Linked DNA regions of Homo sapiens: region 1 is linked to region 2. Evidence: read pairs that join two places in POLR2A ChIA-PET (ENCODE). Cell type or tissue: Panc1. All regions are shown on one strand. Region 1 overlaps AFMID (arylformamidase). Region 2 holds the start of DNAH17-AS1 (DNAH17 antisense RNA 1).

The links. Peaks named below come from ENCODE experiments on the same cell type or tissue, not always from the same donor. Only the 100,000 strongest peaks of a DNase experiment are listed, where the experiment ranks them.
Region 1: POLR2A ChIA-PET joins it to region 2 with 9 read pairs; 2 of 35 experiments call an interaction of 5 or more read pairs at or near these places.

What each region holds. Positions count from the first base shown.
Region 1 is chr17:78,201,094-78,206,093 of GRCh38, forward strand. AFMID (arylformamidase) reads left to right here. Exons shown (of 11, transcript NM_001010982.5): 3 at 1,406-1,510; 4 at 1,610-1,658; 5 at 3,563-3,648; 6 at 3,735-3,807; 7 at 4,000-4,097; 8 at 4,347-4,425; 9 at 4,510-4,645; 10 at 4,853-4,957. Among named protein-coding and RNA genes, the nearest start is that of BIRC5, 11 kb to the right of the region's middle. In Panc1, no CTCF peak of the experiment used is centred here; no DNase peak of the experiment used is centred here.
Region 2 is chr17:78,480,084-78,485,083 of GRCh38, forward strand. It overlaps DNAH17 (dynein axonemal heavy chain 17), which reads right to left. Exons shown (of 81, transcript NM_173628.4): 48 at 4,785-4,950; 49 at 601-703. DNAH17-AS1 (DNAH17 antisense RNA 1) reads left to right here and starts at 4,827. Exons shown (of 6, transcript NR_102401.1): 1 at 4,827-5,000. RefSeq lists enhancers at 4,340-4,479, 4,510-4,559 and a silencer at 4,630-4,859. In Panc1, no CTCF peak of the experiment used is centred here; no DNase peak of the experiment used is centred here; H3K4me3 peaks cover 945 bases; H3K27ac peaks cover 186 bases.

The DNA.
Region 1 (5,000 bases), 280 kb before region 2:
TCAAGTAATCCTCCCACTTCAGCCTCCCGAGTAGCCGGAATTATAGGTGTCCACCACCACGTCCAGATAACTTTTTTTTTAATTTTTAGAAAATATAGGCTAAGGCACGAGAATTGCTGGAACCCAGGAGGCAGAAGTTGCAGTGAGCCAAGATGGCACCACTGCACTCCAGCCTGGGTGACAGAGCAAGACTCCGTCGCAAAAAAAAAAAAACGATGAATGCTAGGATAAAAAATAAAGCAAGAGGCCAGGCACAGTGGCTCATGCCTGTAATCCCAGCACTTTGGGAGGCCGAGGTGGATGGATCATCTGAGGTTGAGCTCGAGACCAGCCTCGCCAATACAGTGAAACCCCGTCTCTACTAAAAATACAAAAATTAGCCAGGTGTGGTGGCACGGGCCCATAATCCCAGCTACTCAGGAGGCTGAGGCTGGAGGATTGCTTGGCGCCGGGAGTTTGAGACTGTAGTATGCTTTGATTGCACCTGTGAATAGCCACTGTACTCCAGCCTGGGCAATATAGTGAGACCCTGTCCTTTAAAACAAAAAAGTATAGCGCACATAATAAGTGTGTAGTAAAGTCGTGCTGAAAAGGGTCCTCGCAGAACCACAGTTCACTTGTTGACAGACGTCAGGACTGGCAGTCTTTTTTTTTTGAGTTGGCGTCTCGCTCTGTCCCCCAGGCTAGAGTGCAGTGGCGTGATCTCAGCTCACTGCAAGCTCCACCTCCCGGATTCACGCCATTCTCCTGCCTCAGCCTCCTGAGTAGCTGGGACTACAGGCACCTGCCACCACGCCTGGCTAATTTTTTGTATTTTTAGTAGAGACAGGGTTTCACCATGTTAGCCAGGGTGGTCTCGATCTCCTGACCTCGTGATCCACCCGCCTCGGCCTCCCAGAGTGCTGGGATTATAGGCGTGAGCCACTGCACCCAGCCTGGCAGTCCTCTTTCGATGGGAGGTGCTCAGAGCTGAAGCTCAACACGCCAACTTAAGGGAGCTTTCAGCTGGAATGTTTCTACCTGAGCTGAAATAGAAATTGCCGCCACCTGGCTGGGCACAGTGGCTCATGCCTGTAATCCCAGCACTTTGGGAGGCCAAGGTGGGTGGATCACGAGGTCAGGAGTTCAAGACCAGCCTGGCCAACAACCCTGTCTCTACTAAAAAATATATATATATATATAAAAATTAGCTGGGCATAGTGGCGTGCACCTGTAGTCCCAGCTACTTGGGAGGCTGAGGCAGGAGAATCGCTTGAACCGGGGAGGTGGAGATTGCAGTGAGCCGAGATCGCGCCACTGCACTCCAGCTTGGGCAACAGAGTGAGACTTCGTCTCAAAAAAAAGAAAAGAAAAATTTCTACCACCTGAGCTTGTGCTGACAGCGACTTGTCCATTTCTGAGACAGCCACCACAAGGGCCCGGGCCACCAGGAAGAGCCTGCTGCATGTCCCCTATGGAGACGGCGAAGGGGAGAAAGTGGACATTTACTTCCCCGACGAGTCGTCTGAAGGTTGTCGGTGAAGGGGCTGGGGGTCCCGGGGCTTGGGGGTCCAGTGGCAGAGCTCAGCAGGGCGGGCCTTGCTCACACGCCCTGTGCTTGGTTTTGCAGCCTTGCCTTTCTTCCTGTTCTTTCACGGAGGATACTGGCAGAGCGGAAGGTGAGTCGGGGGATGTGGATGGTGGACTGCAAGAGAGATTCCACTTTCCCTGGGGGACTCCTCCTCCAGGGCTGCCGCAACCAAACTGCCACAAGCTGGGCACTCCTTGCAGGGCTGTGTCTCACAGCGCTGGAGAACGGAAGTCTCAAGTCAAATGTGGGCAGGGTTCCTAGGGAGGGTCCTTCCTGCCTTCTCCAGCTTCTGGTGGCCTTAGACAGCCCTTAGCTTGTGTCTGCATAGCTCCAGCCTCTGCCTCCATTCACATGTGATCCTGGTGTTCCTGGGTCTCAAATCTTCCTCTCTCTTTTTTTTTTTTTTTTTTTTTTTTTGAGACAGAGTCTCACTCTAACCCAGACTGGAACGCAGTGGTGCGACCTCAGCTCACTGCAACTTCTGCCTCCCGGGCTCAAGCAATTCTTCTGCCTCAGCCTCCCAAGTAGCTGGGATTACAGGTGCACGCCACCACACCCAGCTAATTTTTGTATTTTTAGTAGAGACAGGGTTTTACCATGTTGGCCAGGCTGGTCTTGAACTCCTGAGCTCAAGTGATCCTCCTGCCTTGACCTCTCAAAGTTCTGGGATTACAGGCGTGAGCCACCACACCAGCCTCCTTTTTTTTTTTTTTTTTTTTATAAGGTCATAGTCACAGGTTCTGGGGTTAGGATTTGGACATATCTTTTGGGGGGACACAGTTCAACCCACTACACCCAGTGAGAAGCATGTTCAGCCTCCTCTTGAATCAAGGGAAAAGCCAGAGTGACCAACCACTGTCCCAGTTTGCTTGGGACTGAGGAGGGGTTTCCCAGGACATGGGGTTTTCAGTACTTTAGGAAAAAAAAATGAGAGTCCCAGGTAAAATGGGACAGTTGGTCACTGTAAGCTAAGCAGTGGGTATTTGGGAATTTGGGATCTTGGCAGACACTGCTGTTCCCTAGGGTCTTCCTACAGAGTTGCCTTCAAGCATGTTCATGTTAATAGCTTACATTTAATGGCCAGGTACGGTGGCTCACGCCTGTAATCCCAACACTTTGGAAGGGCAAGGCGGACGGATCACTTGAGGTCAGGAGTTCGAGACCAGCCTGGCCAACGTGGTGAAACCCTGTCTCTACTAAAAATACAAAAATTAGCTGGACGTGGTGGTGTGTGCCTGTAATCCCAGCTACTCGGGAGGCTAATGCAGGAGAATCACTTGAACCCAGGAGGCGGAGGTTGCAGTGAGCTAAGATCATGCCACTGCACTCCACCCAGGGTGACAGAGCGAGACTCTGTCTCAAAAAAAAAAAAAAAAAAAGCTTACATTTATTGCACACAAAACTCTCTACACTGCTAGTCTTTAATTCTCAAAAACAGTTCCCTGAGAGAGGGAACATAATTGCCTCTATTTTACAGATGACAAAACCAGGCTTAGAAGTTACACAAATTGCCTTGCACAGTGGCTCACACCTATAATCCCACACATTGGGAGGCTGAGGCAGGAGGATTGAGTTAGAAACCAGCCTGGTCAACATAGCAAGACCCCCATCTCTACAAAAGAAAAGATAAATTTGCTGGGCATAGTGGTGCACACCTATACTCCTGCTTGGGAGGCTGAGGCAGGAGGATCGCTTGAGCCCAGGAGGTCGAGGCTACAGTGATCCATGATCGCACCATTGCACTCCAGCCTGGGCGACAGAGCGAGGCCCTATCGCTTAGAAAACAAAAAGTTACATGAAGTTCCCCCAAGGTCCCGTAGCTAGCATGTGATGTGGCAGGGAGAGAGCCTGTCCGCTTCACTCTCTCACATGGGACCAGAAAGGGGTGATGCTGTGCGTGGACAGGACATCTGGCAAGTGGTGTGTCCAGGACACAGGAAGCAGCGTAGTGGCCAAGCTGCCTCCAGCTGTCACATCTGTGTGTCTCTGCAGTAAGGATGAGTCTGCCTTCATGGTCCACCCGCTGACGGCACAGGGAGTGGCCGTGGTAATAGTGGCTTACGGCATCGCCCCCAAAGGTAATAGGAGTGGTTGCTGCAGGTCCGAGGGCCGGTGGGCTTTAGGAGGAAGTGCATCCCTGACCCAGCTCATGCTCTCTGTGCAGGCACCCTGGACCACATGGTAGACCAGGTGACCCGCAGCGTTGCGTTTGTCCAGAAGCGGTATCCAAGCAACAAGTGGGTGTTGCCAGTAGATTTTCTTCCTGTTGGACCTCAGTGGGTGGGAGGACAGTGCAATCAGTACCTAGGATACAGCCAAGCTGCCCCTCTGGCCTGTGGAGCAGAAAGCAAATTGGGACTCTTCGAAGGGGGCCTGATGTTGTGGGGAAACTGCGTGCAAATCCAGCTCTCTGCTCTGACCCCTCCCAGGGGAATTTACCTGTGTGGACACTCAGCCGGGGCCCACCTGGCTGCCATGATGCTCCTGGCCGACTGGACCAAGCATGGGGTCACGCCCAACCTCAGAGGTTTCCATGGGAGCTACAGCCTGGCTGGGCAACCTTCATCTCCCCATGAGCCTTGGGGTTTGGGCCAACTGCTTGAAATCCTCCCGGCCATGAGTGGCTTGACCGCAGGGCTTCGAGCCCTCTGAGCAAGGCCTTCTCTGCCTCCTCTGTGCCCCTTCCCCTGGTCCTGCCCCTCTGGCGGTGGGGGTGGGCTGGCCCTGCCTTGCTCCGCCTGGAGCCTGGCCCTGTGACAATTCTGTACCTTCACAGGCTTTTTCCTGGTGAGTGGGGTCTTTGACCTGGAGCCCATCGTGTATACTTCACAGAACGTTGCTCTCCAGCTGACCCTGTGAGTTACTTGGCCACCACCTCCCCTGGCTCACCAGGAGCCTGGCTCCTCTCTGTCCTGACCCCTGTCCACTCCCCACCCCAGGGAGGACGCTCAGAGGAATAGCCCCCAGCTGAAGGTGGCCCAGGCACAGCCGGTGGACCCCACCTGCCGTGTGCTGGTGGTCGTGGGCCAGTTCGACTCCCCCGAATTCCACCGACAGTCCTGGGAGTTTTACCAGGTACTCCCAGTGCAGGTTTGTGGCCAGAGGTCGAGGGTCATGTGGGCTCATTATTTTCCTCTTTCTTTTACCCAAGTGGACAAGACCCTCCATCATTTATTTAACACGTACTGAGTGAACCCTGACCTGTGCCAGGCATGGCCCCATGTCCTGCCCCACCTCCCCTCCCACTGCTCAGGCCCCTCTTCCCATGTCTCCCCTGCCCAGACCCTGTGTCAAGGAGAGTGGAAAGCCTCATTTGAAGAGCTCCACGATGTGGACCACTTTGAAATTGTTGAGAATCTGACCCAGAAGGACAACGTGCTCACCCAGGTGGGGCCTCATCCCTGGCAGCCCTTTCATGGTAGACAGCACA
Region 2 (5,000 bases):
CCCACCTGTAATCCCAGCACTTTGGGAGGCCGAGGAGGGCAGATCACTTGAGGTCAGAAGTTCGAGACCAGCCTGGCCAATATGGTGAAACCCCGTCCCTACTAAAAATACAAAAATTAGCCAGGTGTGGTGGCGCACACCTGTAGCCTCAGCTGCTTGGGAGGCTGAGGCAGGAGAATTGCTTAAACCCGGGAAGCGGAGGTTGCAGTGAGCTCAGATCACACCATTGCACTCCAGCCTGGGTGACAGAGTGAGACTCAGCCTCAAAACAAAAACAAAACAACAAAAAAAGAACGGTATGTCCCAAATATTGTATGTAACATACTTAGACTAAAAACATATTTATTTATCTGGAGTTTGGATTTAACTGCAATTTTATTTGCTAACTCTGCCAGTTGACCGGGTCACAGGGAAGGCTGGCTAGCTGCTCATCCTCTCCATGCCCTGGAATTTTCTGACACATTCTGCAAAGTTAAGGAGTTCTCCAGAAAATGTCGGCCTGCAGCCCTAACACCCTAAACCAAAGCTTTTCCTCTCATTTGCCAGAAGCAAGCCTCAGACTCATGGCAGGTGACGGGGATGAGTATGGTTTCTGCTTACCTGAAGCCTGGAGTCGATGGTGAAGGATCCGGAAGTGGGGTTCATGCAGGCCACGTACTGACAATTATGGATATCTTTTAACGTCAGCTTATGTCTGTCATACCTGAGGGGGGAAACCAGCATTCATGTTGTGCCCCTGGCCTGGAGGAACCATCCCCTGCCCCCACTGTGCTCCCAAGAATGCCCTCCTTATTATTATTTTTTTGAGACAGAGTCTCGCTCTGTTGCCCAGGCTGGAGTGCAGTGGCACAATCTCGGCTCACTGCAAGCTTTGCCTAATTTTTTGCATTTTTAGTTGAGACGGGGTTTCGCCGTGTTAGCCAGGATGGTCTCGATCTCCTAACCTCGTGATGCGCCCGCCTCAGCCTCCCAAAGTGCTGAGATTACAAGTGTGAGCCACCACGCCCGCCCCCCATCCCCCGGCTTTTTTTTTTTTTGAGATGGAGTCTCACTCAGTCACTCAGGCCGGAGTGCAGTGGCATGATCTTGGCTCACTGCAACCTCCGCCTCCTGGGTTCGCCCCATTCTCCTGCCTCAGCCTCCCGAGTAGCTGAGACTACAGGTGCCCGCCACCATGCCTGGCTAATTTTTTTGTACTTTTAGTAGAGACTGGGTTTCACCGTGTTAGCCAGGATGGTCTTGATCTCCTGACCTTGTGATCCGCCCGCCTCAGCCTCCCAAATGCTGGGATTACTCCATGTGGTCTTAAAAACCCTCCACAGATACTGATAATATGTGAAGCAGCTGCTGTGACTTCATGCTCTCCAGAGAAATTTTGAAACAAGAGGCAAAAGAGTGGCTCAGAGAGCAGGCTGGGGTTTATGTTCCAGCTCTTCCCCTAAGCAGTGCTGGGGCTCTGGGAAGTTGGTTAACATCTCTGTGCCTTAATATTCTCACCTGTGCAATGGGTCATGAGGAGGATAAAATGAGCTAACATATGAAAAAACACTGGGAAGAGTACCTGACATACAGTAAGTATGCAATAAATATTCACCATCCCTGTTATCAGGATAATTATTAATGGCTGCTATTATTAAATAAGCTGAATAGGCCAGGCACAGTGGCTCATGCCTGTAATCCTAGCACTTTGGGAGGCTGAGATGGGCAGATCACTTGAGGTCAGGAGATCAAGATCAGCCTGGCTAGCATAGTGAAACCCCATCTCTACTAAAAATACAAAAATTAGCCAGGCATGGTGGCAGGCACCTGTAATCCCAGCTACTTGGGAGGCTGAGGCAGGAGAATTGCTTGAACCTGGGAGGTGGAGGCTGCAGTGAGCCAAGATCATGCTATTGCACTCCAGCCTGGGCAACAGAGCAAGATTTCATTTCAAAAATAAAATAAAATAAGCTGAATAATTTCCTTGATGTCACACTACACTAGTTACTTTTTTTTTTTTTTTTTTTTCCCCCGAGACAGGGTCTTGCTCTCTCACCCCGGCTGGAGTGCAGTGGTGAACACAGCTCACGGCAGCCTCTATCTCCTGGGCTCAAGCTGTCCTCCCAACCTCAGCCTCACACTACCATGCCCGGCTAAGTTTTTGTAGAGACAGGGTCTCACTATATGACCTGGGTTCAAGTGATCCTCCTGCCTCCACCTCCTAAAGTGTTGAGATTACAGGCCTGAGCCACTGCGCCCAGCACTTTTGTTTTTTTCCCCCATTATGCACTTTGTGTGTTGGAAGTTGACGTCTGTTAGTTTCTAGTAATTCCTTGTATATTTCAGATATTAATCCACTGTCAATTTTATACATTGCAAATGTTTTCTTCCATTCTTTTATTTCTCCATTATATATGTCCATGGTGTCTCTCACTGAGCAAAATTCCTTAACTTTCATTTAAATCACAGCCATCAATTTTTTGCCCTTCTGTGTGTGCCTCTGAAACTTTTGCCTGCGCAGTCCTCTCCTGTGCACACTTCTCAGGTCACAGATGTTGTCCCTGTTTGCTTCTGCCCACCTCACAGCTCACCCTTTCCCTGCGGGCCCATCCTTCCCACGGGCCCCACCCTTGTCTGCCTTTTTCTTCCACAGGTGAGCATTTTCCTGACACATCCACTAAACAGTCCATCCTTCCCTGTTGTCGTGGGGCCATGTTAATCTGATATTCTAGAAGGATCTTTTGAAAACTCAAATCTCACTCTGCCACCCCTCCTGAAGATCCTTCAGGGTAAACTCCAGGGCAGATGTGGACCTAGGGCTGAAGCTTAAGAATGTGGAGGCTCCTCCTTGAGGAAAAGAAAGCAAAAATCTTAAACAAATTTTACAAGGGCACATGACCGTGTGCAACCCTTGGAAGGGGCCTCGCGAGTTGCAGGGAAACCGAGGCTGAGCCGCCACAGCCCTCACAGTAGACCTGCCTGCAGAGAGGAACGGGTGGGCTCTCATGCATGCACCTGTCCTCCTCTCCTGTCTGGGTACCCTCAAATCTCCCACCCCACACCACGTTAGGTTCTCCTCAAATGATGTCAAACTCTCTCCAGGCTCCCTCCTCAGAGTGGCAGCTTTGTCACCTCCCCCAGGGAGCCACCTCTGATGCCTCCGTCCCCACATCACAGCCTGCAGCCCAGAGTAGGCTTCCTATAGTCGTGAGCTCTGGGAGTGTCGTTTAGTGAGGAAAAGGCAAGTGATGGAGTCAGACATATCTGAACTCAAAATCCAGTTCTGGCTGAGCGTGGTGGCTCACGCCTGTAGTCCCAGCACTTTGGGAGCCCGAGGCGGGCAGATCACCTGAGGTCAGGAGTTAGAGACCTGCCTGGCCAATATAGTTAAGCCCCGTTTCTACTAAAAATACAAAAATTAGGTGGGCATGGTGGCAGGCACCTATAATTTCAGCTACTTGGGAGACTGAGGCAGGAGAATCGCTGGAACCCAGGAGGCAGAGGTTGCAGTGAGCCAAGATCACGCCATTGGACTCCAGCCTGGGCAGCAAGAGCGAAACTCTGTCTTGGAAATAATAATAATAATAATAATAATAACCCAGCTCCGCCACTCATTAGGACCATGACCTCAAGTAGACTACCTAACCCCCCATGCCTGCCTTTCTCGGCATGAGGCCAGGCTTCATGAACGAGCAGACTAGTTTCTAGGCTCTTTTGGCCTGAGCTACTTGCTTATTTTAAGAGACAACTATGGCTGGGCACGGTGGCTCACACCTCTAATCCCAGCACTTTGTGAGGCCAAGGCGGGCGGATCACCTGAGGTCAGGAGTTCGAGAACAGCCTGGCCAACATGGCGAAACCCCTTCTCTACTAAAAGTACAAAAATTAGCCGGCGTGGTGGTGGGCACCTGTATTACCAGCTACTCAGGAGGCTGAGGAAGGAGAATTCCTTGAACCCAGGAGGCGGAGGTTGCAGTAAGCCAAGATCGAGCCATTGCACTCCAGCCTGAGAGACAGAGCGAGATTTCTCCTCAAAAAAAAAAAAAAAAAAAAAAAAAAAAAAGACAACTGAACTGAATGTTCTCATCTTTCCAAACTGCAAACCTAAACGTGCCACCTTTGGTTTCTCGGTGCCGTTAGGAGAAAATCTGCACTCTGTCCCGAGGCCCTGGGATTCTGGCTGCAGCTGCCCTGGGCACCCTCTGCCTCTGGCTCTCACATCCTTGCCACACCGGCCTTCCTGGGCTTCTTCACGTGTGGCAGGGCATTTACACGTGGCAATCTCTCCACCCAGAATGCTCTCCCTCTAAGGTCCCACAGCCAGCAGGACACTGCTGCCAGCTTCCAGCTGTGCACCATCTCCCCAGGGGCATCTCTCTGCTGGGGCTCCCAGCTGGGAGGCTCCTCTGTGACTGCACTGGGGGTTTTCCTCAGGGCTCTTCCTTTACCGGGTAATGTGCTTCTTCCTCTCCCGGCGGGACAGACACCTCGGTGGAAGGGGGGAAGGAGGATCCCCCCCTCCGCGGGGGCTCTAGGCCACTGCTGCATGTTTGTGAAATGGGTGATGGACGAAACTGATAGAACCTCTCCCCTACCCTGGCCCTACCTCAATGCCTTGTGGCCCCACAAACTTGGGGGCCCAGCTACGACCCGTGTCTCCCTACCCACGTTGCAGCACCCCCCCCACCGCCCCACACCAGTCCTGCCCTACTGCCCTGGGGCTCCGCCTCTTCCTGCGCCCCGCCCTGGCCCCGCCCTCACCGCCCCGGGGCCACGCCTTCCCCTCCGGCCCCGCCCCGTCTAACCAGTGCCGGTGGTCCATGTGCTGCCGGATGAGGGTGTGCGGGGCCACCGTCCCATACTTGTCCACCTCGGGCATGTTCATGTCGTCGATGAAGTAGACGAGCTTCTTAGTGCCTGGCGGCCCGTAGTTCCTCCCCGATTTCTTCTCCAGCGGCTTCTCCAGCACCCCTAGAGAGGGCAGAGGGTCAGCTGCCCGCCTGCGCCTCCTGAGCCAGAGC